Regions from separate parts of the Homo sapiens genome. Here all the other regions are linked to region 2. A link is an interaction called in ENCODE POLR2A ChIA-PET data of the cell type or tissue named here. Cell type or tissue: MCF 10A. All regions are shown on one strand. Each heading gives the region's core, and the rest is flanking DNA. Links, peaks and the distances in the headings are about the cores only. Region 1 overlaps OPA3 (outer mitochondrial membrane lipid metabolism regulator OPA3). Region 2 overlaps MEIOSIN (meiosis initiator). Region 3 overlaps SYMPK (symplekin scaffold protein).

Region 1 (10,691 bases), core at 1,463-9,462, 180 kb after region 2:
CAATATCAGAGTTCTGTTTTATTTTATTTTATTTTATTTTTTGAGACAGAGTCGCACTCCGACACCCAGGCTGGAGTGCAATGGTGTGATCTTGGCTCACCACAACTTCCGCCTCCCGGGTTCAAGTGATTCTCCTGCCTCAGCCTCCCGAGTAGCTGGGATTACAGGCATGCGCCACCACGCCCGGCTAATTTTGTATTTTAAGTAGAGATGGGGTTTCTCCATGTTGATCAGGCTGGTCTCTAACTCCCAACGTCAGGAGATCTGCCCGCCTTGGCCTCCCAAAGTGCTGGGATTACAGGCATGAGCCACCACGCCTGGCCCGGGAGCAGAGTTTTTAAGGATAACTTGGTGGGTGAGGGGAAGCCAGTGAGCCAGGAGTGCTGATTGGTCAGAGATGAAATCATAGGAATTCAGAGATGTCTTGTGCTCAGTTAGTTCCTGGGTGGCGGTGGGGGAGGGGGAGGGCGGGCACAAGATCAGATGAGCCAATTTTTTGATCTGGGTGGGGCCAGCTGATCCATCAAGTGCAGAGTCTGCAGAATATCTCAAGCACTGATCTTAGGAGCAGTTTAGGGAGGGTCAGAATCTTGTATCCTCCAGCTGCATGACTCCTAAACCATAATTTCTAATCTTGTGGCTAATGTTAGTCCTACAAAGGCAATCTAGTCACCAGGCAAGAAGGAGGTCTGCTTTGGGAAAGGGCTGTTACCATGTTTGTTTAAACTATAAACTAAGTTTCTCCCAAAGTTAGTTCAGCCTTCACTCAGGAATGAACAAGGACAGCTTGGAGGTTGGAAGTAAGATGGAGTCAGTCAAGTTAGATCTCTTTTGCTGTGTCAGTCATAATTTTGCAAAGGCAGTTTCAGGATTACAGGCGTGAGCCACCACGCCTGGCCTCAAAATCTAAAATATTTACTCTCTGCCCCTTTACAGGAAGAGTTTTCTGACCCTGCTCTAGAATAGTATCCCTGCCCTTGTTTTTTGACATTGACATTGGAGCCAGTCCTCTGATTGATAGTGTGTCCCGATGTCTGGAGTCTCCTGATTGCTTCCCCGATTGGATTCATGTTGAACATGTTTGGCGGGAACACCACAGACTCGAGGTGCCTCCTAAGGACATCCCTTCAGGGGACTCCTGAGGTCTATTTGTTCTGTCATTTGTGATGGTGATTTGGATCGCTTGGTTAAGGTGTAACCATGTCAAGAACCTTTCCTTTTCCTCTTAGTAATGAATAACCAGTAGATTTGTTTACAAGGTAGAGCCAGCAGGATTTCCCATGGATTGGGTGTGAGACAGCCGACTGGAGGAGGGGCAGGTTGGACAGAAAGACCTGGAGCTCAGTTAGGGACAGGTCGAGTTGGAGATGCTACCAGATATTGCAATGTACTGGCTTCTTACATTTACACCTTTTAATTACATCATTAGTGTCTTCACACTGCTGATTGCCCTTTGCTGTGGCCCCCAGCCATGGTGATTGGAATTTCCCAGGGTGCACTGGCGGCCCTGCTTTCTCTCAGGTCAGGCGTCCTGAGCTGACCAGCAAATCCAGTATCTGTACCTTTGGCTGAGATACTTTTGACTCAGCAGGCTGCGCCCAGCTGTCTCACAGGAGAGGCTGGAGCAGTAGCTGTGGCTGCCTGAGGAAAGAACAGTACATGCTAGAAGCATAAATCATCGATGATGCACCCTGTTGGGGAGGCAAAGATCTTTTTAAACACAGAATTCCTTTGTTTAAATTATTTTAACCCAAAAGTAAAGGAGGTTGGTGATGTTAGGCAGGTTGAGGCCATGCCTGCAAAGTGCACTTTTGGTGCTCCCAGGGAGGCTGTGAGATATCTCTGGGCAGTAGGAAAATTCCAGCTCATCTGTGTTTATTCCTTTGGCGCGCACTGGTCCTTTTTCTGGTTTATCACACACAGTAGGCAGTAGAGTGACTGGTCCCCCAAAGATGTCCACATCCTTATCCCAAGAACCTGTTGAATATGTTACCATGCACAGCAAAGGTGACTTTGCAAATGTGATCAAATGAAGGATTTGGGGATGGGGAGATGATCCTGAATTATGCAGGTCAGGTCAGTGTGATCACAGGGGTCCTTATAAGGGAAAGAGGGAGGCAAGAGAGGGAATGATTTGAGGGATGCTGCCCCGCTGGCCTTGAAGATGGAGGAAGGGAGGCATGAGCCAAGGAATGCGGGCAGCCTCTGGAAGCTGGAAAAGCCGAGGAGATGGATTCTCCACTGGAGACTTCAGAAAGGAACACAGCCCTGCGGACACCTTGAGATTAGCCTAGTGAAAGCCATTTTGGACTTTTTTTTTTGGGGGGGGGGGGATGGAGTTTCATTCTTGTTGCCCAGATTGCAGTGCAGTGGCACGATCTCAACTCACTGCAATCTCTGCCTCCTGGGTTCAAGCGATTCTCCTGCCTCAGTCCCCTGAGTAGCACCCACCACCACACCTGGCACCCACCACCACACCTGGCTAATTTTTTGTATTTTTAGTAGAGATAGGGTTTCACCATGTTGGCTAGGCTGGTCTTGAACTCCTGACCTCAGGTGATCCACCTGCCTTGGCCTCCCAAAGTGCTGGGATTACAGGCGTGAGCCACTGCGCCCAGTTTTTTGTTTTGTTTTGTTTTGTTTTTTGAGAGGGGGTCTCACATGGTCGCCCAGGCTGGATTACAGTGGCATGATCTCAGCTCCCTGCAACCTCTGCATCCCGGTTTCAAGCGATTCTCCTGCCTTGGCCTCCTGAATAGCTGGGATTACAGGCGCATGCCCTAATTTTTGTATTATCAGTAGAGACGGGGGTTTCACCATGTTGGCCAGCTGGTCTTCAACTCCTGACCTCAGGTGATCCACCCGCCTTGGCCTCCCAGAGTGCTGGGATTACAGGCGTGAGCCACCACAACTGGCCCCCATTTCAGACTTCTGACTTCTGGAACTGTAAAATAATAAATTTAGGGCAGGTGCGGTGGTTCATGCCTGTTATCCCAGCACTTTAGAAGGTCGAGGCAGGAGGATCACTTGAACCCAGGGGTTCAAGACCAGCCTGGGCAACAAAGCGAGACCTTGTCCCTACTAAAAATAAAAAACAATTAGTGGGGCATGGTGATGCATGCCTATAGTTTTAGCCACTCAGGAGGCTGCGGCAGGATTGCTTGAGCCCAGGAGAATGAGGCTGCAGTGAGCTGTGACCGCACCCCTGCACTCCAGCCTGGGTGACAGAGCAAGACCCTGTCTCAAATAATAATAATAATTTGTGCTGTTTTAAGCCACTGCATTTGTGGTAGTTTGTTATAGTGGCCGTGGGAAACAGATACACCATGATCATTCATTCAGGTTGCTGAGGTCATTTTTTCAGAAGTGCTCAGCTCTGTGGCCATTCTTATGAATTTAGGCCATGGACTTGGTTTCAGTTTTCTTTTTCTACATAGCCATCTGATCCAAAGCTTGGTGGCTTACCGTAGTAACTCTTAGCCAGGTGCAGTGGCTCATGCCTGTAATCTCAGCACTTTGGGAGGTTGAGGTGGGTGGATCACTTCAGGCCAGGAGTTCGCGACTAGCCTGGGCAACATGGCAAAACCCTTTCTTTACTAAAAATACAAAAATTTAGCGGGTACCTGTGGTCCCAGCTTCTCAGGAGGCTGAGGCAGGAGAATCGCTTGAACCTGAGAGAGGTGGAGGCTGCAGTGAACCGAGATCGTGCCACAGCACTCCAGCCTGGGCAACAGAGCAAGACCCTGTCTCAAAAAGGCAAACAAACAAAAAACCCAGTCACTCTTAGTTTCTGTTACCTTTGTGGCTTGCCTGGGCTCAGCCGGACAGTTCTTTTGCTGGTTGCTGCTTGGCAGGCTCTCATCCAGGTGCAGGTGGAGGTGGCTGGGCTGGAGTCATCTGGAACTGGCACTGGGACTGGGGAGTTGGTTCCCTCTCAGCGTAGCCTCTGGGCCTCTCTTCTCCACGTGGTCTTTCCTGCAGGGTAGCTGAATATCTCACATGGCTGCTCAGGACTCCCCAACAGCCAGATTTTCATGAGGGAAGAAGCAGAAGCTGCAGGTTATTTAAGGGCAAGGCCTGGAATCTTCCAGCGTCATTTCCACCACACTATTGGTCAAAGCAGCTCCAGGCACAGACCACAGTGGGTGTGGGAAAGAACTGCACAGGGTGTGATACGAAGGGGTCCCTGATGGCACAGTCTGCCACAGAGTAGGCACTCTTGGCTTCGGATCTTGGCACTGCTGCTTATTAGCCATGTGACTTTGAGCAGGCAGCTTGACCTCTATGAGCCTCCATTTCCATATTTATCAAATGGGATACTAATAGAACTTATCTCCCAGGATTCTTGTGAGGATGCAGCAGGATAGTGGATAGGCGAGCCCTGGCCCGGGACATGCCCATCTGGTTGCTACTACAGGCTACAGGGGGTATACATGGAATCCGTTTTTTTTTTCTTTTTTTTTTTTTTTTTTGAGACAGAGTCTTGCTCTGTCGCCCAGGCTGGAGTGCAGTGGCACGATTTTGGCTCATTGCAAGCTCCGCCTCCCGGGTTCACGCCATTCTCCTGCCTCTCAGCCTCCCGAGTAGCTGGGACTACAGGCGCCCGCCACCACGCCCAGCTAATATTTTTTGTATTTTTAGTAGAGACGGGGTTTCACCATGTTAGCCAGGATGGTCTCGATCTCCTGACCTCGTGATCCGCCCGCCTCAGCCTCCCAAAGTGCTGGGATTACAGGCGTGAGCCACTGCGCCCAGCCCCCTTTGTTTTTTTTGAGATGGAGTCTAACTTTGTTGCCCAGGCTTTTGCCTTCCTGAGTAGCTGGGATTACAGGCGCCTGCCACCACGCCCAGCTAATTTTTGTATTTTTAGTAGAGACGGGGTTTCACCATGTTGGTCAGGCTGGTCTCCAACTCCTGACCTCAAGTGATCCGCCCGCTGTGGCCTCCCAAAGTGTTGGGATTACAGGCGTGAGCCACCGCACCCAGCCGGAATCCCTTCTTGTCATTACTGCCCAAGTGCCAAAACCTCTGCTTCTAGATAAAGACTTCGTGCACTCAGATCCTTGCCCTGCTGTTTACGTGGTGTGTGTCCTGCATGAGTCCCTCTGCCTTTCTGTACCGAATAGCACTTAACCTCATAGTTCTGATGTTCCCTCAGCACCATTCAGTAAACAGTGTTTACTGTTTACTGTTTGCAGCGCGGCCTCGAACCAGGCTGCCTGCTTATCTGTCCCCGCTCTGCCACTTTCTGTGTGACCCCAGGGAGAGTTATTTAACCTCTCTGGGCCTCAGTTTTATGCTTGTAATTGGGTTGTTATGTGGATATTAAGATCCATAAAACATAGAACTGTACCTGGCCCTCAAGTACTCTGTACATGTTTATTTACTTATTTATTCATTTTATTTGTTTATTTTTTGAGACAGAGTTTCGCTCTTGTTGCCCAGGCCGGAGTGCAGTGGCGTGATCTCAGCTCACCGCAACCTCCACCTCCTGGGTTCAAGTGATTCTCCTGTCTCAGCCTCCCGAGTAGCTGAGATTACAGGCATGTGCCACCATGCCCAGCTAATTTTTTGTATTTTTAGTGAGACGTGTGAATATAAGATGAGATTTGGGTGGGGACACAGCCACACCGTATCACTTGGCCTGGGGGATGGGGACTATGCTGTGGGGGAATTGGGCAGGCAACAGCCTTGTGTAGAACCAGGTCTCTGGCAAGGTACCTGGTGAACTAGAAAAAAACCTCCGTCTGAAGGCACACAAGCTTTGCCCTAGGTAGAGACTGATACATTCTCCTCTGAGAATTTGTAGCCACTGACTGTCCCTCATGTGGGCTTGGGGCCTCTTTGAAAGGTCCTGGAAGTTGCAGGCTGAGAATGAACCCCTAGGGGTACCTAATTGTATCTAAGCACCTGGCAAGGGCAAACATAAACTCTTCCTGCCTGTGCTCTCTCTGCCCAGGCCTTGGAGAAATCCTTCAGATAGAGTTCCAGCACATACAAGCTCACAGTAAAAAAAAAATATATATAGATAGATATATATCGAGATATATATCTATATATATAGTATGATATATATATCTATATATAGTATGATATATATAGATATATATCGAGATATATATCTATATATATAGTATGATATATAGGTATATATTGAGATATATCATATATATAGTATGATATATATAGATATATATCTCATATAGATATATATGATATATATCGATATATATATTTATATACATATATCATGATATATATGATATATATCAATATATATATTTATATACATATATCATGATATATATCCATATATGATATATATATCATATGATATATATATCTCATATCTCATATATGATATATATCTCATATATCTCGATATATATGATTATTATATGATATATGATATATATCATATATTGATATACATATATCATGATATATATCGATATATATCGATAATCTCATATGTTGATATATATGAGATATATATCGATATATATCTCATATATGTCGATATATATGAGATATATATCGATATATATCTCATATATGTCGATATATATGAGATATATATCGATATATATACTATATATATTTTTATTTTTTATTTATATGAGATATATAATCATATATATCGATATATATGAGAGATATATATATATCTCATATATATATCAGACCAACCTGACCAACATGGAGAAACCCCGTCTCTACTAAAAATACAAAATATATATATATATCAATATATATTGATATATATATATACACCACATGAAAAAAGCAGCCACCATGAGCGAGAGCCAGCAGAAAAACATGGCAGGTCACAGCCTGCAAACGTGGAATTATCAGATGTGGATATAAAATACCTAAGCTTATCTGTTAAGAGGATAAAAGAGAAGGATATTAAAACACAAGTAAAATGAAAAATTGCCAGGAAGCTGGAAAAAGAATTAAACAAAACTTCTAGAAAGGACAGCTACAACAGTTGGTGTTCAGCTCTCAATAGAAGGGCTAACTAACCACCAGGTTAAACACAACTGCCAAGAGGATTGGGGAGCTGAAAGGTGCACAATATGGAGGAAAACTAGTGAGCTTTCTGGGGCACTTCCAGTAGATGCCCAGGAGTGCTACCTGCAGGTCCTGATTTGGTGGACGTAGGGAAGGGGTGGACGTGTTTATTTTTAGCAGTCTCTAGAGTACATTCTCACACGCACCAGTGTTTGAAAATCACTTTGCTGGAGTTTATTTATAATCACCAGAGCGTCACATCAGTTATATTATATGGCAGCCAGGCTGCTGCTGGTGACCTCCAAACATTTATTATTATGTTCTCCTATCAAGGAAACACTTCTGAGGTTCCTTCCCTAGCATATATGTATGCACGTGTGTACACATATGTAAAATTATTTAGCAGTCAGCCAGGCACGGTGGCTCATGCCTGTAATCCCAGCACTTTGCGAGTCCAAGGCGGGTGGATCCCCTGAGGCGGGGAGTTCAAGACCAACCTGAACAACATGGAGAAACCCCGTCTCTACTAAAAAAATACAAAAAATTAGCTGGGCATGGTGGCGCATGCCTGTAATCTCAGCTACTTGGGAGACTGAGGCAAGAGTATCGCTTGAACCCGGGAGGTGGAGGTTGCGGTGTGCCAAGATCGCACCATTGCACTCCAGCCTGGGCGACAGAGCAAGACCCTGTCTCAAAAAAATAAAATAAAATAAGTAAATAAATAAATAAATGAAAGTATTTAGCAGTCATGTATAGCGCTAACATATAATAGTATGGTTATATTATATGCATTTAAAAACATACACAAAAATTAGAGGGATGAAACGAACATAAAAATTTTTAAAATAAACTTATTTATTCATGCCCCCCCCCCCCAAATAGTTTTGCTGTCACCGAAAACATTTTCCTATGCAGACATTATTAAGTAAATTTGGAAACTCTTGGTGAAACCCTCTGTGAGAGTCTGGCTTTGAATTTTTTTTTTTTTTTTTGAGACAGAGTCTCACTCTGTCGCCCAGGCTGGAGAGTAGTGGCACAATCTCGGCTCGCTACAACCTCCACCTCCCAGGTTCAAGTGATTATCCTGCCTCAGCCTCCCGAGCAGCTGGGATTACAGGCTTCTGCCACCACACCCGGCTAATTTTGTTTTGTTTTTGTTTTTTTCCCCAAGATGGAGTCTCACTCTGTCGCCCAGGCTGTAGTGCAGTGGTTCAATCTCAGCTCGCTGCAGCCTCCACCTCCCAGGTTCAAGCAATTCTCCTGCCTCAGCCTCCCAAGTAGCTGGGATTACAGGGGTGTGCCATTATGCCCAGCTAATTTTTTTTTGTATTATTATTGGAGATAGGGTTTCACCATATTGGCCAGGCTGGTCTCGAACTCCTGACCTCAGGTGATCTGCCCACCTCAGTCTCCCAAAGTGCTGGGATTACAGGCATGAGCCACCGCTCCCAGCCAGCTTTGACATTCTTTGTATGTGGCTGTCACAGCTGGCAAAGACCTAACTAAGGCACATAGTCTCAGATGGAAGAAGTGTGTCATTGGCTGCGTTTAATCTCGCTGCTCCTTTTTTAGTCCCACCCTTCATTATGCAGAGGCATTTGCTGGAATTTGCTCATGTACTCATGGCTAAATCTTCTGGCCGATTTCTGAACAGGGATCTTTTTCAGAAGCCCCTGTGTAGAGGGCTGGCTGATTTGCAACCTGAGTGCATCCCAGGGAATCTACTTGCGCTGGCTGCAAGCAATATGCCAAGTGGACAGGAGAGGGCGCCCGTGTCAGCCTGGGGATGGCGCCTGCCTGAGAAAGCACCAGAGGCCATCTCGGTCATTGACCCCGGTGTATCTCTGTATTAGTTTGTGCTCATCTGTAATTAATTGAAAACCCAGCCAGTAAATGTCAATCAAACCTTAAATCAAAAGGGTGTTTTTTGCTGGCTTTTCAGTAAGCCCTGAGGAAGGCCTGTTCTTGGTTGGTTTGGTGGCTCAGTGGTGTCATTGGGAACCTGAGGACTCCATCTCTGCTGTGTTGGTGCTCAGGCAGTCCTCATGGCCTCAGTAGGGCTGCTGCGGCTCCAGGCATTGTGCCTTTATGTTTCATAAGGGAGGAAGTCTATGCGTGTGTGTATGGAGGGGCGGGTGGTCAGGTAAGTGAGGGTAACGCTTCAAGGAGGAAAATCCTTTTCCAGAAGCCCCCAGGAAACTCCCCTCACTGCCAGCTTACCACAACCGGGTCACCTCCCACCCCTTGGTGTATGGGAGGTTGCAGTGGTGAGTATCGGCTTCTAAACTCTAATGGAGGTGGGGAGGATGGAATTACTAAGACAGTAGAGAATAATATAAAGTAGCACTGGTAATCAGACGCACTGAAGTTGTTCTGAAATCTTTTTTGTTTATTTTGAGACAGAGTCTTGCTCTGTCGCCCAGGCTGGAGTGCAGTGGCGCGATCTCGGCTCACTACAACCTCTGCCTCCTGGGTTCAAGTGATTCTTCTGCTTCAGCCTCCTGAATAGCTGTGACTACAGGTGCCCGCCACCACGCCCAGCTAATTTTTGTATTTTTAGTAGAGACGGTGTTTCACTATGTTGGCCAGGGAGGTCTTGAACTCCTGACCTCAAGTAATCTGTCTGCCTTGGCCTTCCAAAGTGCTGGGATTACAGGCGTGAGCCACAGCGCTCGGCCCTAGCCTCTCTGTTAATTGCGTCCTCTGAGCCTTAGAAACCCCTGAGTATCCTCTATACCAAGTTGAGTTGGTCTCTCCAGGCCTGGGAGGAGAGTAGAGGTGGGGATCATTTTCTGGGGTGTGGCTATGCTTCAGTCCATTAGGAGGCTGAGTAATTCATTCACTCAACAAATCTTTATTTAGTGCCTGCTGTGTGCCAGGAACTGTTCTAAGAGGCATGACTCAGTAGTCAACAGAACAAAGATCCTTGCTCTCATGGGGCACATTTGAGGGTATTAGTTACCTGCCTAGTGACCCCAGGGCACAGAGGGGTGCCTCATCCCGGATTTCCTGCCAAATTCCCAGGCTGAATCCAGTGGTCCACCCTGCGTCACATCCCCATCCCAGCACCGTCTCTGTGGCCCAGGGAAAGCAGTGCCCTAATTGGCCAGGCTCAGGAGTGGGGTTACCTCCTCCTGAATCCCTTGAACCAAAAGTTGGGGAGATAGGATCCCCCAGGATGCTGGGCAGATGGAACCAGTCATGCCCCTCTGGTAACTGGAGCATTGTGTGTTACTGCAGTCTCGGGTTGCTGTAATGGAAAGATCAAGCCAGGTCTGTGGGAGGAAGCACTGCCTATTGCGGCCTGCACAATTCTGTTAATACTTGGAGCACTGTTAGGGCAAGCTTAAAACTGGCTGGATTGGGCGGGGGCACAGTGGCTCACACCTGTAATCCTAGCAATTTGGGAGGCCGAGGTGGGCGGATCACCTGAGGTCAGGAGTTCGAGACCAGCCTGGCCAACATGGTGAAACCCCATCTCTACTAAAAATACAAAAATTAGCCAGATGTGGTGGGGCATGCCTGTAATCCCAGCTACTCGGGAGGCTGAGGCAGGAGGGTGGCTTGAAACCAGGAGGCAGAGGTTGCAGTGAGCCGAGATTGTGTCACTGCTCTCCAGCCTAGGTGGCAGAGCAAGACTCTGTCTCAAAAAATAAATAAATAACAAAATAAATAAA
Region 2 (10,691 bases), core at 979-8,978:
GAGGGCGCTGGAGGATGATGAGCCAGTGGAGAGCAGTGGGCTCAGCCTGAGGGATGGGCAGTTTTCCAGGGGCACAGGGAAGCAGGCTATCCAGGAAGAAGTACTGGAATGTGAGAAGCTCAGAGGGGCTGGCGCAGGGCTTCTGGGGAATGGCAAATGTGTGGCAGTGTGAAGTATAAGAGTCATGGGTGAAGGGCAGGAGAGAGGGCTGACGAGGTGAGTTGGGGGCCACTGAAGGTCTCAAAGGCCAGGTGAAATATCCGGGCCGGGTGCAGTGGCCCATACCTATAATCCCAGCACTCTGGGAGGCTGAGGTGGGAGGATTGCTTGAGCCTACGAGTTCAAGACCAGCCTAGGCAACATAGGGGGACCTCATTTCTACAAAAAATAAACATAAAAAAATTAGCTGGGTGTGGTGGTGTGCACCTGTGGTCCCAGCTACTCAGGAAGCTGAGGCAGGAGGACTGCTTGAGCCCTGAAGGTTGAGGCGGCAGTGACCTATGATTGTGCCACTGCTCTCTGGCCTGGGCGACAGAGTGAGACCCTGTCTCAAACAAACAAACAAACAAAAATATTGGACTCTATGCTGCAGGCCTGAGGAAGGGCTTTAAGCCACAAACTCCGTGGTCAACGTCTCTGTGTTGGAAAAGCCATGTGGTCACATGAGGATGGGATGGAGGGGCAACAGGTGAGGCAAAGAGACTGGTGAGGAAGCTGTGACCATGTCTGGGAAATGGGAAGTCAGGCTTTCCTGCGAGCTCACAATGGCAGACACAAAGCTGGGCCTCCATTGGTGCTCAAGGGGCACCCGCAGAGGACGTGACTTGGCCTGTCTTCCCACTACCCCTCACCCACGCCAGACCAAACCCCTCAGCACCACTCACTCAGTGCCCTGGGGACGCCCTTACCTGGGATGGGGCTGGGTCTTGTTGAGAAAATGGATCCTCGCCACATCTTCCTGAGCCAGGAGCGCAGGGAAAGGTGCGTCATCCTGGACACTGCCCTGGCACCAGCAGCCTAAGGGGCAGATCAGGATGACCATGCCTGGGGACTGGACCAAATTCCAGGAAGCCCAGAAGCAGGGGACAAAGGGGTGCCAGCTTCTGCCACACACCCTCTCACTCCCCAATCCTAGCCCAAACCTCAGGATGCAGGGTGTCACGTTGGTGTGAGGCTGAGGGGTGCCCCAAATCACCCCTGGGTTTTTTGAATCCCACATCCCTATCAGAAGCTGTAATGGGGGCTGGGCACCGTGGCTCATACCTGTAACCCCTGCACTTTGGGAGGCTGAGGCGGTGGATCACGAGGTCAGGAGTTCAAGACCAGCCTGGCCAACACGGTGAAACCCCGTCTCTACTAAAAATACAAAAATTAGCCGGGCATGGGTGCGGGCGCCTGTCCCAGCTACTCAGGAGGCTGAGGCAGAGAATTGTTTGAACCTGGGAGGTAGAGGTTGCAGTAGCCGAGAGTGCACCACTGCACTCCAGCATGGGCGACAGAGCAAGACTTTGTCTCAAAACAAACAAAAAACTCTAATGGGCCCGGCACAGTGCCTCACACCTGTAATCCCAGCACTTTGGGAGGCCAAGGTGGGCGATCACCTGAGATCAGGAGTTCAAGACCAGCCTGGTCAATATGGCAAAACCCTGTTTGTACTAAAAATACAAAAATTAGCTGGGCGTGGTGGTGCGCGCCTGTAATCCCAGCTACTCGTGAGACTGAGGCAGGAGAGTCGCTTGAATCCAGGAGGCAGAGGTTGCAGTGAGCCGAGATTGTACCACTGCACTCCAGCCTGGGCGACAGAGCAAGACTCCATCTCAAAAAAAAAAAAAAAAAGAAAAGGCTGAATGAACAAATAGAGGAACGAGATGACTTGAGGCCTCAAAGCCTCGAGCTCCGACCTCCCTCCCTCTGGCCTAGCTCTCTGCTTGAAAGCATCACCACACGTTTTCCAAACCAGTGCAGTGACTGGGGCATGGGAGAGCCAAGTGAGGCCTGAGGCGGAGGCCCTGCCCTCCTCCCTGGTTCTGTGATGGGAAGCCCACACAAGACAATGACGCTGATCTCATCCCCCCATTACAGCCACGACACAGCCTGAGATGAAGACCACCAGAGCAAGGCCACAAGCTTGAGAAGTAAGAGGCGGTGTTTCCTATTCACTGCTGCAGCCCCCACTACGGGTACTGTGTCTGGGACACAGCAGGTGCCCCCAGAGTGGCATCTTACTGAAAGACTAAGTTCAGAGTGAGGAAAGAGACCCACTTGAGATGTCACAGTGGATGGTGTCCTCGGCCAGATCCAACAGCGTCAGCTGGGACTGTCCTCCTTTTCTGTCACCTGGAGGTGAGGATGATGCAGGCCTCGGGTGACCGCAGGAGTCAGGGCACCTTGGAGGGGTAGTGGTCCCCCCTGTGCCACTTCCTTTCTGGTCTGGGGATGGGGCCACCAGCTTCTCAGGCTTGTTCAGGGCCAGAGAGCGGCGAGGCTTCGGGGTCCGAGTCTGGCTTTCTGGGGGAGCAGAGGTTCAGGTGTCAGAGGGGCCTGGGAGTCACCTGCCTGTCACCAGAATAGGGTTCAGGTGGGAAACATCCTTGTCAGTGTCAAAGCTATGCCTGGCCTGGTATGGGAATGCCCAGATCCTCAATCACAGGCCTCTTTGTTCAACCCCTGTCCACCTGTCAGAATCATCTTGCGACCTTTAAAAAACACTGGCCAGGCGCAGTGGCTCATGCTTGTAATCCCAGCGCTTTGGGAGGCCGAGGCAGGCAGATTACTTGAGGTCAGGAGTTCAAGACCAGCCTGGCCAACATGGCGAAACCCTGTCTCTACTAAAAATACAAAAATTAGCTGAGCATGGTGGCACATGCCTGTAATCCCAGCTACTCATGAGGCTGAGGCAGGAGAATCGTTTCAACCTGGGAGGCAGAGGTGGCAGTGAGCTGTGTCACTGTACTCCAGCCTGGTGGACAGAGTGAGAGTCTCTCTCAAAAAAAAAATACTGATGCCCAGGTTCTGCCATAGACCAGTGAACCCCAAGTTTCCGGGTGTGAGGCCTCAGTGCTAATACAAGGAGGAGCTGGGAGTTGAACCCCGGCACAGGGTGCTGAGAAGGCCCCCAGAGTAAGGACATCCCTGGAGAAGGAGCCCTGCTCCTGGGTGACCTGGGCTTCTAGTTCTGCCTCCAGTGACAGCTTGTACCTGATGCCTGGGTCAGCTTCTTCTTCCGAGGCTTCTGGCACGCCCCCTGGAGACAGGACTTCTGAGAGCTTGGGGAGCTGGAGGGGGTAGAGTGTCTCCTCCGCCTGGCTGGGCCCCAGGCTGGTTTCTGACCCAGCCCTGCAGGGATGGAGAGGGAAACAGCTCAGATCCCCCACCCCATCTGCATCCAACTGCAGTTCCTGCCTTCCAGACAATGCTCCTCAGTCCCGGGTCAGGGTGGGCCCCCAGGCTGACTTTACAGTGTGGAAACTGAGGGCTTATCCAAGGCCGCTCAGTCAGGACTGTGAAAGTAGAGGGCAAGAACTCAGGTTTCTTCAGGGCTGTTTTGGGCCTTGGCTCAGTGGGAGAATGGAATCAACACTTCCCCAGACTGGGCACCTTGAGGATGCTTCACCCTCTCCCCGCCCACACCAGTACCTCCTCCCGCCTTCCTCAACACAGTGAGGGTCTCCTAGCCGACCCCCTCAAGGTCACTGGGGCCTTTCCCTCTGGCCTCTCGATTCTTCCTCATTAACATCTTCTAGGTTTACTCACTTCTATCCACATTCTCATCTACAGCGCTAGCTTGGGCCTAATTGTCCCGTCTAGATCACTCCGAACAGTGTCTTTCCTCATCTCCCTGACTCCAGTCTCTCACTTCATGACCAGTCCTCAACACTACATGTCAGGGACAAAAATTAGCTGGGTGTGGTGGCGGGTGCCTGTAATCCCAGTTACTTGGGAGGCTGAGGCAGGAGAATCGCTTGAACCCAGGGGGTGGAGCTTGCAGTGATCCGAAATTTCGCCACTTCACTCCAGCCTGGGCGAAAAGAGCGAGACTCCGCCTCAGAAAAAAAAAAAAAAAAAAAGAAGAAGAAACTATCTGAGTAAGAGCTTGCAGGCATGAGAAGACACGCGCGGGGTGTCTGGGGACAGGCAAGTCATTGGGTGTGATTGGAGGTCTGCGTGGCATGGAGATGATGTGTGTGGGCTCTGAGCCAGGCCCTGACTCAGGCTCATCTCTGTGACCTTAACCTCTCTGGGCTTCAGTTCCATCACCTGCAAAACAGGACCACATTAGCTTTTCCCTTCGGTATTTGTCCTGACGATTAAATGTGAGTTAATACATAGAAACAAGTCAGGCTTGGTGGCCCACTCCTATAATCCCAGCACTTTGGGAGGCCAAGGCGGGAGAATTGCTTAAGCCCAGGGGTTTAAGACCAGCTTGGGCAACACAGTGAGACTCTGTCTCTACAAAAAAACAAACAAAAATATTAGCCAGAGCCAGGCACGATGGCTCACATCTGTCATCCCAGCACTTTAGGAGGCTGAGATGGGTGGATCACTTGAGGTGATACCAGCTTGGCGACCACGGCAAAATCCTGTCTCTACTAAAAATATAAAAATTAGCTGGGTGTGGTGGCGGGCGCCTGTAGTCCCAGCTACTTGGGAGGCTGAGGCAGGAGAATGGCTTGAACCTGGGAGGCAGAGCTTGCAGTGAGCTGAGATCACGCCACTGCACTCTAGTCTGGGCGACAGAGAGAAACTCCATCTCAAAAAAAAGAAAATTATCTGGATATTGGTGGCACGTGCCTGTAGTACAAGCTGCTTAGAAGTCTGCGGCAGGAGGATTGCTTGACCCCTGGAGTTTTGAGTCCTGGGATTTTGAGGTTACAGTGAGCCATGATCATGCCACTGCATTCCAGCCTGGGTGACAGAGTGAGACCTTGTCTCAAAAAAAAAAAAAAAAAAAAACGGCTAGGAGCAGGGGCTCACAGCTGTAATCCCAGCACTTTGGGAGGCCAAGGTGGGTGGATCACCTGAGGTCAGGAGTTTGAGACCAGCCTGGCCAATATGGTGAAACACCGTCTCTACTAAAAATACAAAAAAATTAGCTGGGTGTGGTGGTGAGTGCCTGTAATCCTACCTACTCGGGAGGCTGAGGCAGGAGAATCACTTGAACTTGGAAGGCAGAGGTTGCGGTGAGCCAAGATCACGCCACTGCACTCCAGCCTGCGCAACAAGAGCTAAACTCTGCCTCAAAAAAAAAAAAAGAAAGAAAGAAACATACCACAGCACCTGGAACATAGCAGTCCCCTAAGGCTAGATGTGCTGGGTGCTGTCGCTGTTACTGTAGTGTAAAATATACTGGCAGAGGCCCGGGAGGCAGAGGTCGCAGTGAGCAGAGATCACGCCACTGCACTCCAGCCTGGGTGACAGAGTGATACTCCGTCTCAAAAAACACACAAAAAACAAAAAACAAAACAAAACAAAAAGCACAAATAAATAAATAAAATACGCTGGCAGAATGGTAGGAGATGAGGCTGGGGAGGTTTGGCAGGGACTAGGAAGGCAGGGATGAGATCCCAAATGGTTTCCAGCACCTGGCTATGGAGGGAAGTGAAGAAGATGAAAATTACTGAGGGATTTTATGCCAGGGGAAGGTCATGATCAGATTTATTTTATTTTATGTATATATTATTATTATTATTATTATTATTATTATTATTATTATTTGAGACACAGTCTTGCTCTGTTGCCCAGGCTAGGGTGCAGTGGCGTGATCTCGGCTCACAGCAACCTCCGCCTCCCAGGTTCAAGTGATTCTCCTGCCTCAACCTCCCAAGTAGCTGGGATTACAGGCGCCAGCCACCACACCAGCTAATTTTTGTATTTTTAGTAGAGACGGGGTTTTGCCATGTTGGCCAGGCTGGTCTCGAACTCCTGACCTCAAGCGATCCGCCCGCCTCGGCCTCCCAAAGTGCCGGGAGTACAGGCATCAGCCACTGTGCCCGGCCTGTTTCTTCTGCCTGGCTGGGCTTCCCTGCATCTCCTACAGTCCTGAAGGCCCAGCTCCAAGGCCCCTCTTCTCTGAGGCATCTTGCATATCTCTCTTTGTCCCCTATACCAGGCCTTGACAGAAGGGTCACTCAGTATCCCTGATGGCTGGAACAACACTTGGAACATCACAGGCACCAGGAAACACTGGCTGAACTACTTACCCGCAAGTCCACCTTCCCCAGTGGTGATGTGGCATTTGAACAAGGCCTTGGCGGCATCGATGTTTCTCTGGAGGTACTGAATGTACTGCAGGACATGCACCAGAATCTCCTTCTGCCTCAAAAGAAAGACAGGGTTGGCCAGGCTCACGCCTGTAATCACAGCACTTTGAGAAGCCGAGGTGGGCGGATCATGAGGTCAGGAGTTCGAGACCAGCCTGGCCAGCATGGTGAAACCCCGTCTCTACTAAAAATACAAAAAATTAGCTGGGTGTGGTGGCACATGCCTGTAATGCCAGCTACTTGAGAGGCTGAGGCAGGAGAATTGCTTGAACCCGTGAGGCGGAGGTTGCAGTGAGCCAAGATCACGCCGTTGCACTCCAGCCTGGGCAACATAGCGAGACTCTGTCTCAAAAAAAAAAAAAAAAAGAAAAAGAAAAAGAAAGAAAGAAAGACAGGGTTGAGCACAACAGCCAGGGCTCAAGACAATGTGGGGCTGCTGGGGACCAGAGACACAGCCTGAAGCAAAGGTTGCAGTGAGCTGAGATCATGCCACTGCACTCCAGCCTGTAGCTGTAGCCCCTGTCTCACTGGTCTGCAGTGAGGGCTAGATAGCAGAACAAGAAGGTCTCTGCCGACTGAAGAATTGTTGGGGTGGGTGGGGAATGGGGTCCTTCCTGGAGCCTCTGTGTCTCTGGTCCCCAGCAGCCCCACGTTGTCTTGAGCCCTGGCTGTTGTGCTCAACCCTGTCTTTCTTTCTTTTTCTTTTTCTTTTTTTTTTTTTTTGAGACAGAGTCTTGCTATGTTGCCCAGGCTGGAGTGCAATGGCACGATCTCAGCTCACTGCAACTTCTGCCTGCCAGGTTCAAGCAATTCTCCTGCCTCAGCCTCCTGAGTAGCTGGGACTAGAGGTGCGTGCCACCAGGCCCAGCTAATGTTTTGTATTTTTAGTAGAGACGGGGTTTCACCATGCTGGCTAGGCTGGTCACGAACTCCTGACCTTGTGATCTGCCCGCCTTGGTCTCCCAAAGTTCTGGGATTCCAGGTGTGAGCCACCACGCCCGGCCAATAGTCTTTTTTTGTTTTTTTTTTTTGCGCTTTTTTTTTTTTTTTTTTTTGAGACAGAATCTTGTTCTGTCGCCCAGGATGGAGTGCAGTGGCGCAATCTTGGCTCACTGCAAGCTCCGCCTCCCGGGTTCATGCCATTCTCCTGCCTCAGCGAGTAGCTGGGACTACAGGCGCCCTCCACCACGCCTCGCTAATTTTTTTGTATTTTTTAGTAGAGACGGGGTTTCACCATGTTAGCCAGAATGGTCTCAATCTCCTGACTTCATGATCCGCCCACCTCAGCCTCCCAAAATGCTGGGATTACAGGCGTGAGCCACTGCGCTCGGCCTTTTTTTTTTTTTTTTTTTTGAGACAGGGTCTCTTGCTCTGTTGGCCAGGCTGGAGTTTAGTGGTACCATCTCAGCTCACTTCAACCTCCACCTCCTAGGCTCGAGCAATCCTCCTGTCTCAGCCCCACAAGTAGCTGGGACTACAGGCGCATGCCACCATGCCCAGCTAATTTTTTGTATTTTTTATCGAGATGAGGTTTCGCCATGTTGTTCAGGCTGGTCTCAAACTCCTGGGCTCAAGTGATCCACCCGCCTTGGCCTCCCAAAGTGCTGGGATTACAGGCATGAGCCACCACACCTGGCCTCAGTCTTTTTTTTTTTTTTGAGAGGGAGTCTCGGTCTGTTGCCCAGTCTGAAGTGCAGTGGTACGATCTCAGCTCACTGCAGCCTCTGACTCCCAGGTTCAAGCGATTCTCCCACCTCAACCTCCTGAGTAGCAGGGGCTACAGGAATGTGCCACCACGCTTGGCTAATTTTTGTATTTTTAGTAGAGACAAGGTTTCACCATGTTGGCCAGGTTGGTCTCGAACTACCGACCTCAAGTGATCCACCCACCTCGGCCTCCCAAAGTGCTGGGATTACATGTGTGAGCCACTGCACCCAGCCAGCCTCAGTCTTTTTAAGCTTATTATCTCTAATACCAGGCTTGGAGCATATGGTTGGCACTCGCTAAGAAAAAGTCCTTATAAACCATGAAGTAATATATAAATGTTACTTATTATTACTAGTATAAAGGTTGTATGTAGAAAGCAATTGGGCATCATCCCAGATTTCAAGACAGATGCCTCAGTAATTGAAACTTCAGGAAGGTTAGCTTGGGGGCTACACCAGAGTCTGGACTCTCAAAGACCTTCTGAAGGTAAGATCAACAGGTCCTGTAACTGTCCCAACAAAGGGAGCTCATTCAGTCATTCAACAAACATCTATTGAACCTTGAGTGACAGAATGGTTGAAGGCAAGAGCCTTTGGAGTGAGATACATCTGACTCTATTTCTTTTAAGATGGGGTCTCATGGCCAGGCGCGGTGGCTCACGCCTGTAATCCCAGCACTTTCAGAGCCCGAGGCGGGTGGATCACGAAGTCAGGAGATCGAGGTCATCCTGGCTAACACGGTGAAACCCTGTCTTTACTAAAAATACAAAAACTAATTGGCCGGGCGTGGTGGCGGGCACCTGTAGTCCCAGCCACTCAGGAGGCTGAGGCAGGAGAATGGCGTGAACCCAGGAGGCAGAGCTTGCAGTGAGCCGAGATGGTGCCACTGCACTCCAGCCTGGGGTACAGAGCGGGACTCCGTCTCAAAAAAAAAAAAAAGACAGGGTCTTACTCTGTTGCTCAGGCTGGAGTGCAGTGGTATGATCTCGACTCATTGCAACCTCCACTTCCCAGGCTCAAGCTATCCTCCTGCTTCAGCCTCCTGGGTAGCGGGGACCATGGCTGGCTAATTTTTGTATTTTTTGTAGAGATGGACTTTCGTCACATTGCCCAGGCTGGTCTCGAACTCCTAATCTCAAGCAATCTGCCTGCTTCAGCCTCCCAAAGTGCTGGTATTACAGGTGTGAGCCACTGTGCCTGGCCACATCTGAATCCCTCCCTCTCTCTTTCTCTCTGTCTCTCTTTCTATCTCAACTCTGTGCCTGTGGGCGATGTGACCATTCTCTGCACTTCAGTTTCCTCAGACCAAAGAATGAGCATAGCCATACATCTCTCACAAGCCTTGTGGGAGAGTTAAATGAGAAAAATGTATCTAAGACACTTAGCACTCAAGGTCTGACACCTGGAACGCTCAGTAAGTTGGGAACGGTTGTTACTGCTGTCTGCTGTCTGCTCTCTGCTCTTGCTAGGCCCTGTGGGCAAGGCGGACAGAGATGTCTCCTTTATGGCTCTGGCAGAACTCCACCTGAAGGAGGTCGGAAACAAGGAAGTAATTGCAGTGATACGCTGGGGGTGTTCATGGTCAGAGGGAGAACCTACATGATCAGACGGGGCAGGGGGCAATTCACCAGCCAGAGTGGTGAGGAAGGACACTCTGAATCAAAGCTGCACCCCAAGTCTCTAACACAGGAGAGGCAATTCTCACAGCTCCTGCTATGGCGCGGAGCACTGGACTGAGCATGTCCCACGGCCCCGGGATGCGGGTTGTCTGTGGAGCAGGACCCCATGATGCAGCTGAGGGAAGGATGAAGAGGTGGGAGAAGAGGGGTTCTGAAGACAGCAGAGGACACATGGTAAATAAGTAGGCTGAGGCCTGGGGAGAATTCCAAGAGATGTGGCCATCCGGTCATTTATGAAACGTTGCCAGTCCCCTGACAAGACTGCCATTCCTCGAGGGGAGGGACTGTGTCATAGTCATCTCTGGCTCCCCAAGGGCTATTCCAGCACCTATGCATGCCAAAAACTCACATTCCTCAAATATTTTTAGCACCATCGTGGACTGTATAATGCATCCCCCCAAAGTTCCAAAGATGTCCATGTCCTAGTCCCCAGAACCTATGAATATGTTGCCTTGTATGGCAGAAAGAAAGGACTTTGCAGATATGATTGAGTTAAGGATCTTTTTTTTTTTTTTTCTTTTGAGACAGAGTCTTGCTCTGTTGCCTAGGCTGGGGTGCAATGGCGCGATCTCGGATCACTGCAACCTCTGCCTCCCAGGTTCAAGCAAATCTCCCGCCTCAGCCTCCTGAGTAGCTGGGATTATAGGCACGCGCCACCACTCCTGGCTAATTGGTTGTATTTTTAGTAGAGACGGGGTTTCACCATGTTGGCCAGGCTGGTCTCAAACTCCTGACCTCAGGTGATCCACCCACCTCGGCCTCCCAAACTACTGAGCCCGCTGTGTTAAGGATCTTGAGATGGCCTGATTATTCCTGTTTATCTGGGTGGGCCCAGTGTAATCACATATAATCTTACAGAGGTAGGAATGTCAAAGGCAGGGAAGGCAATGTGACAACAGAAGCGGTAGGACAGGAAAGACATTTGAAGATGCTTCCATGCTGGCTTTGAGGGACCATGATGGGTCAAGGAATGCAGGCAGCCCCCAGAAGTTGGCAAAAAGAAAGGAAACAAACTCTCTAGAGCTTCTAAGAGGAACCAACCCTGC
Region 3 (10,691 bases), core at 985-8,984, 97 kb before region 2:
TACACTCTTCATCATTGCATTTCTTCTCTGCCAGTGTCCAGTCCAGTGGGGCAGACATTCCTGTCACCAGGCAATGATGACCCAGTGTGGGCAGGGCTGGGATGGAGAAGGGAGCCCAGGGGGGCTCTGGGAGCCCAGAGGGAGCTCCTGACCCAGCCTAGGGATGGGGAGTCAGGGAGGACTTTTGAACCAAGCCATGGAGGATAAAAGGAGAGAAGTGTACCAAATGAGAGAGGCAGAGCATCTCTTTTTTTTTTTTTTTTGAGGCAGAGTCTTGCTCTGTTGCCCAGGCTGGAGTGCCATGGCACGATCCTGGCTCTCACTGCAACTCCTGCCTCAGCCTCTTGAGTAGCTGAGATTACAGGCACCTGCCACCATGCCTGGCTAATTTTTGTATTTTTAGTAGAGACGCGTTTCACCATGTTGACCAGGCTGGTCTCAAACTCGTGAGCTCAAGTGGTCCACCCTCCTTGGCCCCCGCAAACTGCTGGGATTACAGGCACGAGCCACCGTGCCCAGCCAAGAGAGGGAGAGCATGTCAAGCTGAGGGCACAGAAGTGTGTGCAAAGGCAGAAGACGACATGGGACACTTGGGCTGGGCATGGTTCAGAGCAGGAGGCAGTTGGAGTTCAGAGACTGGCAGGGTTAGCATTCCTGTGTGAGAACCCGTTCGGCTCCTTCATCAGCCTGTAGCCTTGTGGAGTAGCCCCACCTCCGAGGTGGAGTGGATGCACCTGGTGCCTCCCCCATGGGTGGTCATGAGGCCGTTTAGCAATAGTAGCTTGAGTTGTAGCAGCCAGGTCCTGTGCCAGCTCTTTGCTTATTGGAGGATGTCCATGGGAAGGGCTTACTCCAAAGAGCCTGGCAGGCACAAGGGCTTCAGGAATTGGGTTCTCACTGTGAAGATGTTTGCTGAATCATGGCAATGTGAAGTAGGGAGCAGAAGCAGAAGGAGAGTGGGGAGAACTGATGGACAGGTGAATGGAGGCCAAACCTCAGGAAGGCCTGAGCCTTGGGGCACTTTCCTCTTTTTTTCAGCCCCCTCCTGTGTCATGTCCTCACTATCTACCAGGACCTGTGCCTTGTAGGATCTCATTGTAGCCTCCTAACATCCCTTTTGAGTTGATGTTTAAGAGTCTCATTTTATAGAAGAGCAAACTGAGGTTCAGAGACCATGCCCAGAGCATAGCACCCTTGGTAGGGAGAAGCAGAGCCAGGCATTGAAATGAGTGTATCTGCTGCCTAGCCCTCTGCTGTCTTCCCCTCTACTCTCCTGTCTGCATTGATTGGCCCCTCGTTTTATATGGGTATTCCTCCTCCCCACCCCCAATCTCCTTCCAGGTCCAGGAGCTGATCATCAACAAAGACCCCACACTACTGGACAACTTCCTGGATGTGAGTGACTGACAGAAGAGAAAGGGGTGTGGTGTAGGGGAAAGGGGATGTGGATCCTTGTGTAGCCCTGATCCACTTTCTCTCTAACATTGGCAGGAGATCATCGCATTCCAAGCAGACAAGTCAATCGAAGTGCGAAAATTTGTCATCGGCTTCATCGAGGAGGCATGGTATGGGGCGAGGCACGGAGCCCCGGGAGCATTCTCACTGGTGGCAGCCTTCAGCTCGTGGCCTGGCCTGGAGGCCACCACTGAGAGGCCTGCCCTCTGCTTCCCAGACCCTTTCTCTCTCTCATACACACTGATTCCCCAGCAAATACTTAATAAGATGGAAACCCTGGGGTCATCTGTGATTCCTCTGCTTCTTCCACACTTCACATCTACATTATCACTAAGGACTGTGGGCTCCACTTTGAGAATATCTGTAGCATCTGACCGTTTGTCAATCACTTCCTCTGCCACTATGCAGGCCCAAGCCACCCTTTCCTCCTACCTGATGACTTCAGTGGTCTCTCTCTGGCTCCCTTCTTTTTCTTTTTAGTTAAATTGAAATTCATATAACAAAATTAGCTTTTTTTTTTAATCTTTTGTTTGTTTGTTTGTTTTGAGACGGAGTCTCGCTCAACTGTTGTCCAGGCTTGAGTGCAGTGGCGCAATCTCGGCTCACTGCAACCTCCGACTTCCGGGTTCAAGCTATTCTCCTGCCTCAGCCTCCCAAGTAGCTGGGATTACAGGCATGCGCCACCACATCCGGCTTATTTTTGTATTTTTAGTAGAGAAGGGGTTTTGCAATGTTGGCCAGGCTGGTCTCAAACTCCTGACCTCAGGTGATCTGCCCGCCTTGGCCTCCCAAAGTGTTGGGATTACAGGTGTGAGTCACTGTGCCTGGCCTTTTTTTTTTTTTTGAGACTGAGTTTTGCTCTGTTGTCCAGGCTGGAGTACAGTGGCGCAATCTTGGCTCATTACAACCTCCACCTCCCAGGCTCAAGAGATTCTTGTGCCTCAGCCTCCTTGAATAGCTGGGATTACAGGTGCGTGCCACCATGCCTGGCTAATTTTTGTATTTTTAGTAGAGATGGGGTTTCTGCCATGTTGGCCAGGCCAGTCTTGAACTCCTGACCTCAAGTGATTGGCCCACCTTGGCCTCCCAAAGTGCGGGGATTACAGGCATGAGCCACGACGCCCAGCAAAAATCAGCTATTTTAAAGTGAACAAGTGAGTGGCATTTAGCACGTTCACAATCTCGTTCCAGGGCATTTCATCCCCCAAAGAGGAATCACCGCACTCATTTCCCGCTTCCACTCTTGCACTCAGCAGCCAGAGTGACGCTGTTAAATGTAAATCAGTCTTGGCACACCCCTGCTCTCAGACCCCAGCTGGCTCATCAGCTTACTTAGGTGGAAACCCAAACTCTCACTTCGGCTTCATCTCACTTCTGATCCTCTCTGTCTCCCCTGCTCCTCAGAAGTCACAGTTGGATTTCGCAGCCTGTCTGCTTGCTGTTCCTGCTAGGGGCCCTCGTCCCCAGGTTGCCACCTGGCTCTCCCCTCCCTTCCCTCAGGTCTCTTCCTCAGAAATTCCTTCCTGCCCGCTCCCATGCAGCCCCATGTCTCAGGCACCCCACCTTCACTGTTCTTTACAGTGTTCCTCACTCATTGAAATAACCTTGATTCTTCCCGCAAAATATCAGCTCTGTGAGGACGGGGCTTGACTTTTTCTGTCTTGCTGGCCACTTTGTCCCCAGTACCTGCCTGGAGCAGTGTTGTCACCTAGTAGGGGCTGACTACGTATTTGTTGCACACGTGAATGAGTTGAACATAACAGTCACCACATGGAACACGTACTGTGCCCTGCGCTGTGTCAGGTCCTTTCCCGTGTTATCTCCGTAATTATGGCAGCCTCGATGGATACTGTGGTTATCCTCTTTTTACAGAAAGGGAAACAGGCTCAGAATGGTCAAGTGACTTGTTCAAGCTGGTCACTTGCTCATTTGTTTATTAAAGCTTTACTGGATGCTTTGTGACTGGGAGGAAGTAGACTAGCTACTGTGTATTAAATATTTGTTTGTAAGGCACTGTATTAAATGCTTGAGCAGCTTCATTATTCGTAATACTATGGATCAGTTGTTTGACCCTTTAACTGAAGAGAAAACAGTCTCAGAGAGGTGAAGTGAATTTTCTTAAGGTCACACAGCCAGAATGTGGCAAGGCTGGGATTTTATTTATTTATTATTTTTTTGAGATGGAATCTCACTCTGTCGGCCAGACTGGGGTGCAGTGGTGCAATCTCGGCTGACTACAACCTCTGCCTCCTGAGTCAAGTGATTGTCCTCCCTCAGCCCCCCCGAGTATCTGGGATTACAGGTGCCTGCCACCACACCCAGCTAATTTTGTTTTCTGTTGTTGTTTTTTTTTGTTTTTGTTTTTGTTTTTGTTTTGAGATGGAGTTTCGCTCTTGTTGCCCAGGCTGGAGTGCAATGGTGCGATCTCGGCTAACTGCAACCTCCACCACACAGGTTCAAGTGATTCTCCTGCCTCAGCCTCCCAAGTAGCTGGAGTTACAGGTGCCCGCCACCATGCCCGGCCAATTTTGTATTTTTAGTAGAGATGGGGTTTCACCACGTTGGTCAAGCTGGTCTCAAACTCCTGACCTCAGGTGACCCACCTGCCTCAGCCTCCCAAAGTGCTGGGATTACAGGCGTGAGCCACTGCGCCTGGCCAAGGCTGGGATTTTAACTCATGTCTGCAATGCCAGAACCCAAATATCCTATCTCCCCATTTACTGGGAGAATTTGTGGTAAATTTTCTGAATTTGTAAAAAGTCCATTCAGCAAATACATACCATGTGACTGCTGTCGTACCAGGCATCCATGTTAGGCTGTAGTATAGCAGTGAGCAAAAACGTATTATTCCTGCCTTCATGTAGCTGACAGCTAAGTTTCATATTTTTTGACTGATTTAATTAATATTTCAGATTGTAATGTATGCTGTGAAAATTCTGTGCTGAGCTCCTATTTATTCATTGAACATTTGTTGGAGGCCCTTCATTTTTTTCTTCAATGAAAATGACCCTGCTGGGGTTATTGCCAAGCTAGGAAAGGGTCCCTACTTTTTGAGCCCTCAGACTGAGGCAAGCAAAACTAGTGATTACAGAAAACAAAGTGCTTTAAAGTAGCAATGGCTGGTGTTTACCGAATGCTTTTTGGTGTTTACTGAATGCTTTCTGCATGTCAGGCACTCTTCTAAGCACTTTACAAGTATTGTTGCAATTTTCCCAAAAAATTGCATAAACAATTGGATAGATACTATTATTCTAAATGAGGTGAAGTCGCTTGTCCAAATTCACACAGTTGTCTGCCCCTACTGTCCCTTATGTGAACAGCAGGGCCCTGAGAGAGCAAAGGAGTTGGTGTTACAGGACCAGTCTAGATAGAGGGTTCAGGGGCGGCTCAGTCTGGAGGCACCAAGCACTGTTCCCAGCTTCTGGATGTGCCATTCCGGTCCCCTGAGACAGGTCCCTGATTTCCCTTCCCTCCTGGACCTCAGGCTCCTCCTACTTGCTCTAAGACCACACCTTGACCTCGCCCCTTTTTTCTCCATCCCTCAGCAAGCGAGACATTGAGTTGCTGCTGAAACTCATTGCAAACCTCAACATGCTCTTGAGGGACGAGAATGTGAACGTGGTGAAGAAGGCTATCCTCACCATGACCCAGCTCTACAAGGTGGCCCTGCAGGTGAGAGCGCCCTCCCCACCCAGGGCCATCCTGCCTGATATGTCTCGTTGACAAACTAATATGTTGGGGTTCAAAACCAGCATCCGAGCATACTCTTTATGGGCAAGATGTGCCACTGGTCTGTGGGAACAGATAACATGGAGAGCTAACGTTGTCTCCTAGGTCAGGAAGTTGCACTTAACCTTCATTCCTTCCATTGACCATCCGTTTATTCACTCAACAGACATTCCCTGAGTATGTCCTCTGTGCTTAGCCCTGGGCTAGGTGATGCTGGGGACACAGCAGTGACCAAGACAGCTTACTGCCTTCACAGTGCTCATAACCCAAGGAGGGAGGTAGACCTTAATTAATGAATCACATAAATATTGATTATGGAGTGTGATAGGAAAAGAACACTCTATGGTGTGATGTACATTAGCATTAATAAAACGAATGAATCCATTTAATCACCACCACCTTGTGAAGTCAGCACTGTTAGTCCTTTACCCTGAAGATGTGTGCCTTCATCACACTGAGTGGTCACTCTCTGCATCCCCATGAGGGCAGGGCGAGGCCTGGCCACTACTCAGTCCTGTCTCCAGCATCACCGAGCACTGGGCTGGGGCAGAGTTGGAACTCAGTAACTGTTAACCAAATGAATGTATTCATCATTCATGGTTCTCTGGGTATTGGCAGAGGGTGTTGGTGATTGATGCGTTGTCTTCACCTCTTTGTGTGTCTCTTCCATTCCTTCCTGGCCTGCTGGCAGTGGATGGTAAAGTCACGGGTCATTAGCGAGCTACAGGAGGCCTGCTGGGACATGGTATCTGCCATGGCGGGGGACATCATCCTGCTATTGGACTCTGACAATGACGGCATCCGCACCCACGCCATCAAGTTTGTGGAGGGCCTCATTGTCACCCTGTCACCCCGCATGGCTGACTCAGAGATACCCCGACGCCAGGAGCATGATATCAGCCTGGACCGCATCCCTCGTGACCACCCCTACATCCAGTACAGTGAGTACTGCCTTCAGCTGCCACCCCTGACAGCCCTGCACCAGTTTCCTCTCCTTCACGCCCCTCCCTCTCTCCCCCTTGTCTTTTTTGGTTTTAAATTTCTGGAACAGTGTGTGCAGTAGTTAAGATCCCTGGTGCTAGGTTCAGATCCCAGCTGCACTGCTTACTCATCATGAACTTGGGCAAGTTACCTGTCTCTGTACTTCATTTTCTTTTTTGTAAATTGGAGACGATAACATAGTACCACTCTCACAGGTTTGTAGTGAAGTTCCATGAGTGTGAGCCAGTCGATGCTAGCTAGTTTTATGGTTTTCTTTTTTTTTTTTTTGAGATGGAGTCTTCCTCTGTCGCCCAGGCTGGAGTGCAATGGCACAATCTCAGCTCACTGCAACCTCCGCCTTCCGGGTTCAAGAGATTCTTCTGCCTCAGCCTCCAAAGTAGCTGGGGCTACAGGCTCCCGCCACCATACCTGGCCAATTTTTTTAAAAATTATTTTTAGTAGAAGCAGGGTTTCACCATATTGGCCAAGCTGGTATCGAACTCCTGACCTTGTGATCCGCCCGCCTTGGCCTCCCAAAGTGCTGGGATTACGGGCTTGAGCCACCGCGCCGGGCAGTTTTACAGTTTTCTTAACTGCAAATTATAAAAGTAGGACATAGGCCAGGTGTGGTGGCTCATGCTTATAGTCCCAGCATTTTGAGAGGCCAAGGCAGGCAGATCACTTGGGGTCAGGAGTTCGAGACCACCCTGGCCAACATGGTGAAACCCCTTATCTACTGAAAATACAAAAATTAGCCGGGCATGGTGGCGGGCACCTGTAATCCCAGCTACTTGGGAGGCTGAGGCACGAGAATCGCTTGAACCCAGGAGGCAGAGGTTGCAGTGAGCTGAGACTGTGCCACTGCACTCCAGCCTGGGTGACAGAATGAGACTGTCTCAAAAAAAAAAAAAGTACTATATATACACTTGGTGTCAAGCAATATGGGTGAATCAAAAGGAATAATGTCCCCTCCCTCAGTCCTGCTTTCCAGAGATAAACACTGTTAAGAGTATTATGTTTCCTTTCAGATCTTTCCTGTGCACATGTAGGTATTTGTATGTGTATATGCATAGTGTCTGCATTTGTTTGCTTTTCTGTTTGCAAAAATGAGGCCATGCTTTGTGTTTTCATCTCAGAGACATTATAGTAGCTTGTGTCTGACACACAGCCTATTTTCCCTTGTCTCTGAGCCTGATTCCTCATTGGTAAATTGGGGATCGTTATTATGGCATCTAATTTAGGATGTAGGTATGAGCATTTGGTGTATTAATATGGCTGGAATAGTAAACATTCCATAAATATTAACTATTCTTATGTATTGTTTGACAGCCTTTTTGACTTAATAGTATCAGTGACGTCCTTCCCTGTGAGAATCATATAGTTGCTATACCATATTCCATAGTATAGTTACATTACATTCTATTAAGCAATGCTCTGTTGATGGTCATTTAGATTTTTAATTCACTTTTATTTTTTGAGACGGAGTCTCGCTCTTTCACCCAGGCTGGAGTGCAGTAGCGCTATCTCGGCTCACTGCATGCTCCGCCTCCCGTGTTCACGCCATTCTCCTGCCTCAGCCTCCCGAGTAGCTGGGACCACAGGTGCCCGCCACCACGCCCGGCTAATTTTTTGTATTTTTAGTAGAGACAGGGTTTCACTGTGTTAGCCAGGATGGTCTTGATCTCCTGACCTCGTGATCTGCCCACCTCGGCCTCCCAAAGTGCTGGGATTACAGGCGTGAGCCACCGCGCCCGGCCTAATTCACTATTTTAAATAATGTGGCGTTCAAGTCAAAACTACAATGAAATGTCTCACCCCAGTTAAAGTGACTTTTATCAAAAAGACAACAAATGCTGGCGAGGATGTGGAGAAAGGGAAACACTTGTACACTGTTGGTGAGAATGTCACTTACTACAGCCTAAAAATTGTTTGGAGTTTTGAGGTTCCTCAAAAAATTAAAAATTGAGCTACCATATGATTCAGCAATCCCACTGCTGGATATGTAACCGAAATAAAGGAAATCACTGTATCAAAAAGATAACCCGCACTTCCATATTCATTGCAGCACTAGTCAGAATAGCCAAGACTTCGGAGCAAACTAAGTATTCATCAACAGAGTAATAGATAAAGAAAATGTGGTACTCATACACAATTGAATACTATTCAGCCATAAAAAAGAAGGAGATCCTGTCATTTGCAACAACATGGATGGAAGTGGAAGTCATTAAGTGAAATAAGCCAGGCACCGAAAGACAACTTTGCATGTTCTCACTTATTTGTGAGAGCTAGAAATGAAAACAATTGAACTCATGGAGACAGACGGTAGAATGATGGTTACCAGAGGCTGAAAAGGGTAATGGGCGGTTGGGGAGGAAGTGGGAATGGTTAATGGGTACAAAAAAATAGTTAGAACAAATAAGATCTAGTATTTGATAGCCAAGCATGGTGGCATGTGCCTGTGGTCTCAGCAGCTCAGGAGGCTGAGTTGAGAGGATCACCTGAGTCTGGGTGGTGGAGGTTGCAGTGAGCCGAGATCACGCCACTGCTTTCCACTCTGGGTGACAGAGTGAGACCCCATCTCAGGGAAAAAAAAAAAGATCCAGTATTTGATAGCACAGCAGGGTAACTATACTAAAAAATAATCATACATTTTAAAATAATTGAAATAGTATAATTGGATTGTGTGTAACAAAACGGATAAATGCTTGTGATGGAGACCCCATTTACCCTGATGGTGATAATTATGCATTGCATGCCTGTATCAAAATCTCATGTACCCCATAATTATTTACACCTACTATATACCCATTAAAATTTTTTAAGTTAAAAACATATATATGGCATTCGTTATGTTTCTGTATAGGAAAGGTCTGGAAAGATATCCACCAAAGTTTTAAGCATTAATTTTGGGGACTGTATTGAGGGGAGTGGTGTCACAAGGGACTTTGAGTTGTGTGTATATACACATGTATTCTAGTCTTTCACTATTGCAAGCCCATGCTTTGAACATCTTTATAACTAAATTTTTTTTTTTTTTAATATGGAGTCCAACTCTGTCACCCAGGCTGGAGTGCAGTGGCGCGATCTCGGCTCACTGCAACCTCTGCCTCCTGGGTTCAAGCGATTCTCCTGCCTCAGCCTCCCAAGTAGCTGGGATTACAGGCACAGGCCTTCACACCTGGGCTAATTTCTTGTATTTTTAGTAGAGACGGGGTTTTACCATGTTGGCCAGGCTGGTCTTGAACTCCTGACCTCAAGTGATCTGCCTGCCTTGGCCTCCCAAAGTGCTGGGATTACAGGCATGAGCCACTGCGTCTAGCCCCTTATAACTAAATTTTTATACTCATTAATAGTCTCATAGAACTAATCAACCACCACATTTTCTGTTTTTCCCGCCATTCATAGACATCTAGGTACCAGGATCTGTCCTTCCTTTTAGTCCCAAAAGCTGCTGTCTCCAGAGGCCTGGGAAAACGGATCCCACTGACTGGTTCTCCTCTCTGTCTCTTAGACGTGCTATGGGAAGAGGGCAAGGCAGCCTTGGAGCAGCTGCTTAAGTTCATGGTGCACCCTGCCATCTCCTCCATCAACCTGACCACAGCGCTGGGCTCCCTTGCCAATATCGCCCGCCAGAGACCCATGTTCATGTCTGAGGTGATCCAGGCCTATGAAACTCTGCATGGTAGGTCATTGTCCTCCCCCCTCCCCCTGCCTTCTCTTCACTGGCCAGTCTGCTCTTTCTTTTTTTTTTTTTTTTTTTTTTTTTTTTGAGACAGAGTCTCGCTCTGTCACCAGGCTGGAGTGCAGTGGTGCAATCTTGGCTCACTGCAACCTCTGCCTCCCCAGTTCAAGTGATTCTCCTGCCTCAGCCTCCCGAGTAGCTGGGATTACAGGACACACCACCACACCCAGCTAATTTGTTTACTTTTAGTAGAGACGGGGTTTCACCGTGTTGGCCAGGATGATCTCTATCTCTTGACCTTGTGATTCGCCTGCCTCGGCCTCCTAAAGTGCTGGGATTACAGGTGTGAGCCACTGCACCCGGCCTCAGCCTGCTCATTCTTAAAGAAATGTAGCTCCGTGGTGGACCCCGAGCGCTAGTCATCCATCTGGCAGGCCTGAGATTCTCTACATTAGACAGGAATCTTTTGGCATGTGACAGAAACTTGATTCAGGACTGGCTTTAATATTGAGGTATGTGGGGGTGAAATGACATGATGTCTGTGAAATACTTTCAAATATTCCAGTCCTCTCCCCCCACCAAAAGGGAGGATAGATGTTCCAAGATTAGCGAAATGTTGATGGGTACACAGAGACTCATACCATTTTCTCTGTTTTGTGAAACGAAAACCGAGAAGTCTGGGGTTGGGGTATGAATGCGTACAGGTCGTGGATCTGCATTTCTCCATCTCTCAGCTCTTTGTTTCTCCATTTTAGTTTCACTCTCTGGCCCTTTCCTTAGGGTAGCAAAGATGGCCCCCCATAGTTCATGGCTCCCATTCCGTTCACTTAGCAACACCATGGGA

The links. ChIA-PET counts read pairs that join two places held together with the same protein. Peaks named below come from ENCODE experiments on the same cell type or tissue, not always from the same donor. Only the 100,000 strongest peaks of a DNase experiment are listed, where the experiment ranks them.
Region 1: POLR2A ChIA-PET joins it to region 2 with 5 read pairs; 6 of 35 experiments call an interaction of 5 or more read pairs at or near these places.
Region 3: POLR2A ChIA-PET joins it to region 2 with 5 read pairs; 4 of 35 experiments call an interaction of 5 or more read pairs at or near these places.

What each region holds. Positions count from the first base shown.
Region 1 is chr19:45,568,178-45,578,868 of GRCh38, reverse strand. The region is part of intron 1 of OPA3 (outer mitochondrial membrane lipid metabolism regulator OPA3); the gene reads left to right. Among named protein-coding and RNA genes, the nearest start is that of OPA3, 11 kb to the left of the region's middle. RefSeq lists enhancers at 1,345-1,494, 972-1,607. In MCF 10A, for the core only: a CTCF peak has its summit at 8,775 (motif pointing right); DNase peaks (open chromatin) are centred at 1,618 and 8,778.
Region 2 is chr19:45,746,296-45,756,986 of GRCh38, reverse strand. MEIOSIN (meiosis initiator) reads right to left here. Exons shown (of 15, transcript NM_001310124.2): 5 at 6,201-6,312; 6 at 3,199-3,336; 7 at 2,263-2,508; 8 at 909-1,017. Among named protein-coding and RNA genes, the nearest start is that of DM1-AS, 16 kb to the left of the region's middle. RefSeq lists an enhancer at 8,618-9,410. In MCF 10A, for the core only: no CTCF peak of the experiment used is centred there; DNase peaks (open chromatin) are centred at 4,156 and 7,366.
Region 3 is chr19:45,843,186-45,853,876 of GRCh38, reverse strand. It overlaps SYMPK (symplekin scaffold protein), which reads left to right. Exons shown (of 27, transcript NM_004819.3): 4 at 1,342-1,395; 5 at 1,492-1,565; 6 at 5,001-5,127; 7 at 5,876-6,125; 8 at 9,677-9,847. Among named protein-coding and RNA genes, the nearest start is that of SYMPK, 15 kb to the left of the region's middle. In MCF 10A, for the core only: no CTCF peak of the experiment used is centred there; no DNase peak of the experiment used is centred there.